2 separate regions of the Homo sapiens genome follow, and region 1 is linked to region 2. A link is a loop called in an ENCODE intact Hi-C map of the cell type or tissue named here. Cell type or tissue: GM12878. All regions are shown on one strand. Each heading gives the region's core, and the rest is flanking DNA. Links, peaks and the distances in the headings are about the cores only.

What was found. Hi-C counts contacts between places; a loop is a spot of excess contacts. Peaks named below come from ENCODE experiments on the same cell type or tissue, not always from the same donor. Only the 100,000 strongest peaks of a DNase experiment are listed, where the experiment ranks them.
Region 1: a loop joins it to region 2, with 6 times the contacts of the local background. A loop is called at or near these places in 2 of 110 quality-filtered maps.

Annotation. Positions count from the first base shown.
Region 1 is chr3:112,405,084-112,410,475 of GRCh38, reverse strand. The region is part of intron 1 of LOC124909408 (a long non-coding RNA gene); the gene reads right to left. Among named protein-coding and RNA genes, the nearest start is that of CD200, 75 kb to the right of the region's middle. RefSeq lists an enhancer at 3,673-4,195. In GM12878, for the core only: no CTCF peak of the experiment used is centred there; DNase peaks (open chromatin) are centred at 2,455, 2,722 and 3,155; H3K27ac peaks cover 1,830 bases.
Region 2 is chr3:112,457,755-112,463,146 of GRCh38, reverse strand. No RefSeq gene overlaps it. Among named protein-coding and RNA genes, the nearest start is that of BTLA, 39 kb to the left of the region's middle. In GM12878, for the core only: no CTCF peak of the experiment used is centred there; DNase peaks (open chromatin) are centred at 2,356 and 3,156; H3K4me3 peaks cover 2,927 bases; H3K27ac peaks cover 4,687 bases.

The sequences.
Region 1 (5,392 bases), core at 294-5,293, 53 kb after region 2:
AGAGATAAAAATTCTAACTTCTCTTAAAGAAACAACGTCTGAAAATCTTTTCATTTGTGTTGTTCCACATGAAATGACTTTAAGTGTTGAATGTGCACATTATTCCTACATTCTGAGACTTAGATTTATAGCTTATGAGTTGTCCTTCTAAAGGTATACTCTTCATATGCCAGTGACTCCCCAGCTTATACAGCAGTTATGCCTTATTGGTGAGGGATGCGTTCAAAGACTCCTTGTGGATGCCTGAAACCTGTTACCAAACCCCATATATCTCTAGTGCACATCTAAATCTGTGTTTAGACGAACAGAACCAGCTTTGTACCCGATTATCTTCACCAAGATGTCTGACTTACGTAAATCTCAAACTTGTCGTATTTAACACAAAGTTCTTAATTTCCTTCCTTTTTCAAGCCCACTTCTGCTGTGTTTTCTGTTTAAGTAAATAACACTCATCCATTTAGTTATGTCAAAAACCTAGGAATTATCCATGACTTCTCTCTTACTCTTTCTGCACTTTAAATGCATCAGCTAGTACTGTCTTCAAGAATGTATCCTTTTTACCCAGTCCTCGCCATCTCCTTTACTATCCCCCTTGCCCAAGCCACTATACTTTCATCCTGCTGTGGAAGCAGTTTTCCAACCCTCCTTACTCTCCTTTTGACCACTTAATATACATTCTTCACTAGCCAGAACAATCTTTGAAAAATGTAACCTACCATATGTCACTCCCCATTTGAAATGTTCCTATTGGGATTTTAAGATGATATTAAATACTCATTTTCTCAGCTCTCAAGTCTGGATTCAATTGAGAGGCAGACAGATTTGGGCAAATGAGATAAAATATTTGTTTTGTATTGATAAATGGTTGGATTGGCAGATATTGCCTTGTATTGAGTATGGTCGTAAAGACATCACTAATATTTAACTTATCTACCTATTTATTTTCCCTCACTTTGAAGTGTGGTTAGAATTTGGAGGAAGCAATTTCATGAAGGTAGAAATAAGATTGCCCTCATAAAATATGTTATGTCCTCATAAAATAAATATTTATATATTATATATAAAATATATAAATTTATTATCTGATCCTTCCCAAGAGAGATTCCGCACCTCTGGTTGCCCTTAGGCTTAATCATTAAGCCAGAACCATAAAGAGAACAAAAAACATTACCTGTGCCCAACGTTTTATGGCCTTTGTCACTCCTCAAGTAGTCTCTCCAAAGGAGGAATGTCTGACGTGGTAAGTAAGTTTGAGAGGAAACTGGATTTTGTTGGATCCACCCCTTCTGAAGTCTCTTGTTGTCTTCCTCCCTCAAGAGATGTCTGCCCTATTTTCCACTTGTTTGGAAACTATCTCCCCTGTCTGGTGTCCTTGCAGCTGTGCATCTGTCAGTCTGTGCTGGTAAGCTTTCTCCCTCAAAAACCGACTTGATGTGCTTCTCTGTTCTTATAATATCTGGCTCATATACCTGCATTTCACTAACCTAACCTATATATTATATATAATTTTGTTGTTTATATGTTCATCTTTTATACCTCACTGAGTTCCTTGAGGGTAGGAACAGTGAGTTGTATTTTTTTTTGTTTTTTTGTTTTCTTTTTTTTTTTTTGACTCCATGTTCTCAGAACTCTGGCACAGAGTAAATACAAAATATTTCTTCTTCCTTTCTTCCTTCCCTCCTTCTCTCTCTCGTTCTCTCCCTCTCTCTTTCTCTCTTTATTTCCTTTGTCTATCTTTTAAATCACCAAAACAATACTTTGTATGCAGTAGGTATTTTCCTGCCTAGTACATACCCAAGTATTTTTCAATATCGTTGCAAAGTAATTAGTCTTAGAATTCCCACCTAGATTTTTAGAGGGATTTAAGTCTGATAGTGTTGTCTATATAATGTGAAACAATGTTATTTTACTCAACTGTAATGTAATATCAACAGTTTGTTATATGTATCTGTTTGCACACTTTATGGACACCTCATATTTTGAGATATCTGCCATATCTCAAATGTTGTAAAACCTATCTTAAGTACTAAACAAATGACTGATACAAGCATGTTTTATCTCGATATCTGAACACTCCTCATTACTTATAATCTATATCACCAACATTAATTTTCTGTCTCTCATTTGTTCATGCTTGTTTACATTTGGTAATAGCTGGACAAGTATTAACCAGGTTGGAAGTTATGTTTAAGATGGTGAACTGATTAAGCAATAAGTAAATGTATGAGCCTATATAACTAAAAAATCTGAATATTTAGCTTTTGGAGCAGCTGGATGAGAAGCTTATATATATCTGTTATCAGGACCTAGACAATTTTTCTTTAGGTCCTACTTTTGTTTTCTTTAGGTCTACTTTTGTTCACCTCTAATTAGGATCCATTCTTAGTTATGCTCTGTCCTTGTAGTTGCAAGATGACTGCAGCAGCTCTAGAACACTTATCTTTAAAACTCCACACCCAGGAGAAAAGGGAAAGTCCTTGTCTCAGAAAGTTCTAAGAAAGTCTTAGAATAGAATCTCACAGATCTTGATTTCACAGACTTGGATCCTGTGTCCATTCTGGAATCAAACTGTGGCCAGAACAAATAGCGATTAATAAAATGTATTGTTAGAATGAGGATTTGGCCAAAAGTGCACTCCCAGAGCCAGGTATGAAATCAACTTTATACATATAGAAAGGTAGGAGAAGGGAATCCCCCAAAACAAAATCAGAGTTCTGTAACCACAAGATGAGATCTTGATTACAGGTGGTAAACCCAACAAATGTTCATTATAGATGTCCTGATACATTGTATGGTCTCGGTAGTACATATGAAATTCACTTTGGGGAATTCACAGAAAGAGGCAGCCTTTCTCAGGAGAATTAAACTGATGTTTGGAAAGATGCCCATATGAGGGAAGAGAGAGACCTCTCATATTATTTTATATTGTTTTATACTCAGTACCTGTTTTAAGAAAAAACAACAAGGAAGTAAAACCAAAGACAGGCAGCCCGGCGTCAGGCCCAAAACCAGGCCTGGGCCTGCCTGGCCTAAACCCAGTAGTTAAAAATCAACTCATAACTTACAAACCGATGTTATTCATAGATTCCAGACATTGTGTGGAAGAACACTGTGAAACTCCCTGCCCTGTTCTGTTTCTCTCTGACCACCGGGGCATGCAGCCCCTGTCACTGCCTGCTTGCTCAAATCAGTCACGACCCTTTCATGTAAAACCTTTAGTGTTGTGAGCCCTTAAAAGAGACAGAAATTGTGCATTTGGGGAGCTCGGATTTTAAGGCAGTAGCTTGCCAATGCTCCCAGCTGAATAAAGCCCTTCTTTCTACAACTCGGTGTCTGAGATGTTTTGTCTGCGGCTTGTCCTGCTACACATAGACTGCTGATTAGGAAAGACCATCCATATTAAAAGGGCATTAACAGGTAAAGAAAACATTGGTTTCCCATATGAATCAAAAACAATAATAATAAAAGCAGATGCCTCAACTATCAGCCATTGATCCATCACTGAGCTGTCTCTTAAGAGTGCCATCTCCTGGGTGACAGCAACAGGACTCATTTATTTAATTTGATAATTGTTAATGAAGTTAATAATACTGTATTGTAAATTTGAAATTTAATAAGAGAGCAGACCTTTGTTTTTACCACATACACAAAAGGTAACTATGTGAGGTGAGGGATGTGTTAACTAACTTAATTTTGGCAATAATTTCACAATGCATATGTACATCAAAGCATCATACTATACAACTTAAATATGTACAATTTTATTTGTCTATTATACCTCAGTAAAGTGGGAAAAAGTATTAGTTAAACAGTATTATGAAAGCCTGAAGGCCTTCTATGTTGTAGTTGGCACTCTGTTAGGTGCTAGGAAAAGACATATTTTTTTAAAGGATAACCCTAGGAGCCAAACATAGGATAATGATACTAGTGCCCAAAGAGACCGGCTCCATCAAAGACAAAGCTCAGAAGATGCCTTGAGGCTAAAAGAATTGCTGTCCTTGGCCAGGTGCAGTGGTTCACACCTGTAATCTCAGCACTTTGGGGGGCCAAGGTGGGTGGATCACCTGAGGTCTGGAGCTCAAGACGAGCCTGGGCAACATGAAACCCATCTCTACTAAAAATACAAAAAATTAGCCAGGTGTGGTGGCACATGCCTGTAATCCTAACTACTCAGGAGACTGAGGCAGGAGAATCGCTTGAACCTGGGAGACAGAGGTTGCAGTGAGCCGAGATCATGCCCCTGCACTCCAGCCTGAGCAACAGAGTAAGACTCCATCTCAGAAAAAAAAAAAAAAAAAAAAGAATTGCTGCCCTTAAAGGTGAAGCGAGTCTCTTGTAGAGCTGATCACCTGGCATTTTGAGCTCTTTCAGAGGTCATAGACCTCTGGAGAGAGAAACTGAGACACGTAAGAGGGTGGAAACGACTCAGTGGTGACACACTGAGGAGTCCTGCCCACAAGCAGCACACACTGATGCATCACCCAAAAACCCTAGGCCACAGCTCAGTTCCTCCTTTTAAGAAAATAAATAAATAAATAAATATATACATAAAACCAGGAAACAATCTAAGAATGAGGAGAAAACAAGGAGAATGACCCACTTTTGTGCACTCCATAGGTTTTACGGCACCTTTACTTGCCAGAGTAAAATGGAAGTAATACAGTCTTTGTGCACATTTAGATTAAGGAAAAAGAGCCCTAAGGTGGACCTGTAAACTATAGAGTTCCCAGGTCCCCTTTTTCTGTATTTTCTTTTCTGCCTGCTTTAAATCTGCTGTTATGTTTCTGCTGAGATAAAAACCACTGTTTGGATCTAACAGGTTTTGTTTGTTTGTTTTTTGCGAGCTGGCAAATTTGTATTTATCTCATGGCTAAAGTACTGAAGTAAAAGCTGTAGAAGCTGTGTGTGTGTGTGTGTGTGTGTGTGTCTGTATATGTGTGTTTGTATATATTTGAAGGCCTTTATAATAGACTTCTATAATGTTATGTTCAATCGGCAATTAAATCCATTTTAATTTCCCTCCAGCTCACCAGGCTTTCTCTTCTTACACTCTTTTTTTTTTGAGTCAGAGTCTCACTCTGTTGCCCAGGCTGGAGTGCAGTGGTGCCATCTCAGCTCACTGAAATCTCTGCCTCCTGGGTTCAAGCGATTCTCTTGCCTCAGCCTCTCGAGTAGCTGGGATTACAAGCGCACCAGCACACCTGGCTAATTTTTGTACTTTTAGTGGAGACAGGGTTTCACCATGTTGACCAGGCTGGTCTCAAACTCCTGACCTCAAGTGATCCAACTGCCTCGGCCTCCCACAGTGCTGGGATTACAGGAGTTTGCTGGCCCACTGGGCCCTCTTCATACCTTATGATGTAAATTTTGTTATCTGATTTTCACCTGAGTT
Region 2 (5,392 bases), core at 216-5,215:
TTTCTTTTTAATGGTGAATAATATTCCACTGTCAGAATGTACCACAGTTTATCTGTTCATCTACTGAAGGACATTTTTGTTGCTTCCAAGTTTTGACAATTATGAATAAAACTGCTCTAAACATTTGTGTGCAGGGTTTTAGAAAAACTTCAATTTGAAATTCAGGGGTACATGGGCAGATTTGTTATACAGGTAAACCAGTGTCATGGAAAGTTTGTTGTATAGATTATTTTATCACCCAAGTATTAAGCCTATTAGTACCCATTAGTTATTTTATCTGATCTTCTCCCTCCTCCCACTCTCCACCCTCTAGTGGGCCTTAATGTCTGTTGTTCCCCTCTATATTTCCATGTGTTCTCATCATTTAGCTCCCACTTATTTTTTTTTTAATTTTTTATTTTTTTTTTTGAGACGGAGTCTCGCTCTGTCCCCCAGGCTGGAGTGCAGTGGCGTGATCTCGGCTCACTGCAAGCTCTGCCTCCCGGGTTCACGCCATTCTCCTGCCTCAGCCTCCCGAGTAGCTGGGACTACAGGCACCCGCCACCACGCTTGGCTAATTTTCTAATTTTTTTTTGTATTTTTTAGTAGAGACGGGGTTTCACCCTGTTAGCCAGGATGGTCTCGATCTCCTGACCTTGTGATCCGCCCACCTTGGCCTCCCAAAGTGCTGGGATTACAGGCTTGAGCCACTGCGCCCGGCCATTTAGCTCCCACTTATAAGTGAGAACATGCAATAGTCTTTAGTTTGCTAAGGGTAATGGCTTCTAGTTCCATCGATGTTCCTGAAAAGGACATGATCTCATTCTTTTTCATGGCTGCATAGTGTTTCATGGTGTATATGTACCACATTTTCTTTATCCAGTCTTCCATTAATGGACATTTGGTTGATTCCATGCTTTGCTATTGTGAGTAGTGCTACAGTGAACATAAGCATGTATTTGTCTTTAAAACAGAACAATTTATATTCCTTTGGATATATACCCAGTAATGGGATTGCTGGGTCAAATGGTAGTTCTGTTTTCAGCTCTTTGAGGAATTGCCACACTGCTTTCCACAATGGTTAAACTAATTTACACTCTCACCAACAGTGTATAAGTGTTCCCTTTTCTTCGCAACCTCACCAGTGTCTTATTTTTTGACTTTTTAATAGTAGCCATTCTGACAGGTGTGAGACAGCATTGTTATGGTTATGACTCACATTTCAATTTTCAACTCCTTTGGGTAAATACCAAGGAGGATGATGGCTGGATTGTATGGTAAGAGTATGTTGAGTTTTGTAAGAAATTGTCAAAATATCTTCCAAAGTAACTGTACCATTTTGTATTTTCACCGGCAATAAATGAGACTTACTGTTATTTCACATCCTAACCAGCATTTAGTGTTGTCAGTGTTTTGGAATTTTGCCATTCGAATAGGTGTGTAGTGGTATCTCATTATTTTAATTTGGAATTCCCTAATGACATACACTGTTGTGCATCTTTTCATATAGTTATTTGTAATCCATGTATCCTCTTTAGTGAGGTGTCTGTTCAGATCTTTTGCCCATTGTTTAACTGGGTTGTTCATTTTCTTGTTGAATTTTAAGAGTTCTCTGTATAGTTTTGATAACAACCTTTATCAAATATGTCTCTTTTTCTAGATTGCATGTAGTCTTTTTTTTTTTCTTTTTTAAATTTTAGATTCAAGGGGTATATGTGCATGTTTGTTACATGGGTATTACATGTATAATGGTGAGTGTTGGGCTTGTAGTATACCCATCACCAAAACACTGGGCATTGTATCCAGTAGGAATTTTTCAACCCTCAGCTCCTCCCCACTATCTCCACAGTCTCCAGGGTCTATTTTCTCCATCTTTACATCCATGTGTGCCATTTGTTTAGCTCCCACTGGCAAACAATTTATTTCAGTATGTGGCTTCTCTTCCTCTCAGTATAATTCATAGCACTTATTTCTTATTATGTTTCCTATAATATTAGACTGTGGGCTTCTTATGAGCAAGGACTATGTCACATTCTTCCTCAGTTTTTTAGCTCAGTGTTTGGCGCATATTATGATTAAATAATGTTTAATTAATGAATGACTGTGTTTGCAAAGTGAGTCATCTACTCTCTTGATACTCAAAAGATGGCCCTCAAATCAGTAACATGGGAATCCTTTGGGAGCTTGTTAGTATGTAGAATCTCAGCCTTCACATGCTAAATAAGTATCGACATTTTAGCAAGATCTTCAGATAATCAGTATGCACTTTGATGTTTGTGAATCTTGTGTTCCACTTAACCTTTATGAACCCATCTTTCCCCACCCAAAGTCAGGTGTGGTAGGACTCCAAGTCACATTTATAGGATAGACTAATTTAGAAAGTTCTATTTTAGGCAGAAACAGGAAAGGCCACAAAGTAAAAATGACAAGTGAGAGAGCACAGTACTATTTTATAGAAGTTTTGCTAAACCTGAGAACATGAGAACTGAAAGTCCTGTGCTAGAAATCAACTTACAGTTTCAAAAATAAGTTCTGTGGGTTAATCTTTAAAATCAGGCCCTTATTTTGAAGTTGGTCAGGTGAAACATTCCATGGCAATTGTTTTATCTGCACCCAATTTATAACCACCTATTAGCACCTACCAGTTTGCTAGGTTCTGAGGTTAGTATGGTTGAGAAAGATTTCATTCCTGCCTGACACTGCTTATGGTATAGATGAAGAAGTAGAAGTTAAACAAAAAATTATAATCTCATTGTTGAATTCTGTTGTGGAGATAGGTGCAAAATGTTGTGAAAACACCATCGAATATTAAGTTTCTTGAGTATAAGAACTATGTATATTGTTCACTGTAGTAGAGTTCATGTTTCTGAGACTGAGGGTTTTGAGGGAACCCTAAATAATCACATTCTTCTGGCTCTACAGATTGTTAGCCAACTGAAAAATGGAAGAGTCAGATTGGGGATAATATTAATAATAAAGATGGATTGACAAGCACAGCTTGGGCCCCAAACCAAAATGTGTTTCCTACCCATTCCCCCATCTAAACTTGCTTGACTTTGGGACCCCTTTATAGGAGAGTTATGTCTACAGAAAGATACCTAGCCAGTCATGTGGGGAATGTCAGCCTGCTTCAAGTTTCCTTGATTGCAGATGAGGGTCAGAGATATAACTACAACCTCCTTGCCTTTGATGCAAGACGTTCTTTCAGAGGTTAATGTGGTTAAAAGGGTGAGAAGCTCTGCCCATCACACCAGTATGTTAAATCAATCCTCTTTCTGTAAGGAGAAGCCTGCAAGAGGGCAGATCATAGGAGGACCTTATATCAAAGCTAAAGTGAGAACATGAGGAAAGAGAAACAATGACTTTTTCCTAGATTGGGAATATGGTAAGTAATTGCTGAATGTTAAATTACTGAACTGAATGAATTAAAAACAAGAAACAACTACTTCTTTCAGGGAAGTCAAAAAATGTCATTTGTGCCTTCTCTTAGAGCCAGAAAAAAGGGAGGAGAGAATTTTAAGTGCAGAAAAGAGCCATTCAAAACAGGATGGCACATTCTGAGATTGTTGGCCAGGCAGCCAGTGGCTGTAGAGTAGGTTATGGGGAGGGAATTACAAAATATAACACCAATTTTGGTTGTAATTGCCACTTAAATACAATGTAGGTAGCCAAAGTTCTTTCCTGTATATTATACAAAACATTGTGAAAGATCTATTGGCAACGATTTTCTCTTTAAGCTTCTTGGCTATCACAGATGTGCACAACTGACATGCTGATAAAGGCATAAAATTTATTTTTATTTTAGACAATGTTATTAAAACTTATCCAAGTCTTATGTTTAACAGTTGATAAATGATTTTATTTGGGGTTAAATACAAGGAAGAACAGTATTGAGTAGAATTTTAGCAAACCCTATGAGGTCACAACCAAATAGAGGTTAGAAACCTCAAACTTTCTTATTTGCCATTGACAATCTACCTTAAAACAATTAAAAATGTTAGCTCCAAACTGGATAATGACAGACTGCGTTGTTCTTTAAACTTTTGGAAATGTGTGTTTTCTTTGAATAGTATGCTATAATGTGATTGGACAACATATGATTCCTAAGTTTATTTGAATAATATTGGTGTTTATTATGCATCTTTCAAAAAAAAAGTTAAAAAGTTCAAATTAAGAAGTATTATAGTCAATCTCTTCCAAGGAAGTATTCCAAGTAATAGTGGAGCTGGCCCACAGATTGACTAACTGCTATATGAAATTGAGACCTATGCTTTAGGGCTTTCTATGGCTCGTAATCATATATTTATAAGCACTCCACAATATTTTACCTCTTGTAATTCTTGATGATCCCTTGACAATAATAAAATGTTTATAACAATTGATATCTACCATTTATTTATTGCTTGTCTATGTGCCAAACACTGCTCTAAGTCTTTTAAATGTACAACTTGTTTAATTCTCACAGTCACCTTATGAAGTAAGCGGTTATCATTCTCATTCTACTGATCAGGAAACTGAGGCACACAGTCATCAAGTAACTTGTCCAAGTTCTCATCACTAATAAGTGATAGAAACTAAATCCCAACCTAGTAATCTGATTCCAGAACCTATGTTCTTACCACAGCACCAACTTGAGGAGCAATGGAGAAGAATTTGGGATTGTTCTAGACTCTGTAGTATGCATAAGAAAGCCTTGGATCTGTGCTGAAACCATCTCAGGATTGTCTCATTAAGCCCTGCTTAAGAGTGGTGATGCTTGCAATTGCCCAGTTATCAGCGTTGGGCCATCAGTAGAAGGAAGGAATTGAACTAGGCAAAAATATGGCACTACATTGGAGAAATAATACGCTCATGGCAAGGACAGAGTACAAGATGGTCATCAGGTTGACTATGCACAGGAGGAGACAAAAATGAGCAGTCTACAATCAGGAGGTCAGGAATCTAAATGACAATGTCCAGAGATTAGACAAGTAGTATGAGAAACTAGCACAGAGCCCAACAGCATGAAAAAGGCTGGATTCTGAGCCAACTGCATTTTAATGCAGGAGTCTCTAACATAATTCCCCTTCAGACTGTGTCCTAGACTGAGATGGGCTTAAATCTCCAGATAAAAACAAGTATTCAGATTTGTCAGGAGAAGAGAATTGAAGAATTAGAGAATCTAGAGGTTCCTAACAACAGTGATGGGAGAAGTTATGGAGCTTAGGCAGACCTGACATATTTCACCACAGCTCCCTGCCCCTGGAGAAGCATCGATATGTTGGAAAAACAGGAGAAACAGTGACAAAGTCAAAGAAAGAAGAGACTCAAGGACTTAGGAATAAACCATTGAACCAAAATTGCAGTTAAGGGTAAGTTTCGTCATCTGTAAGCTAAAAATGCACCTTAGTGGTCTTGGGAAAACCAGAGTGTC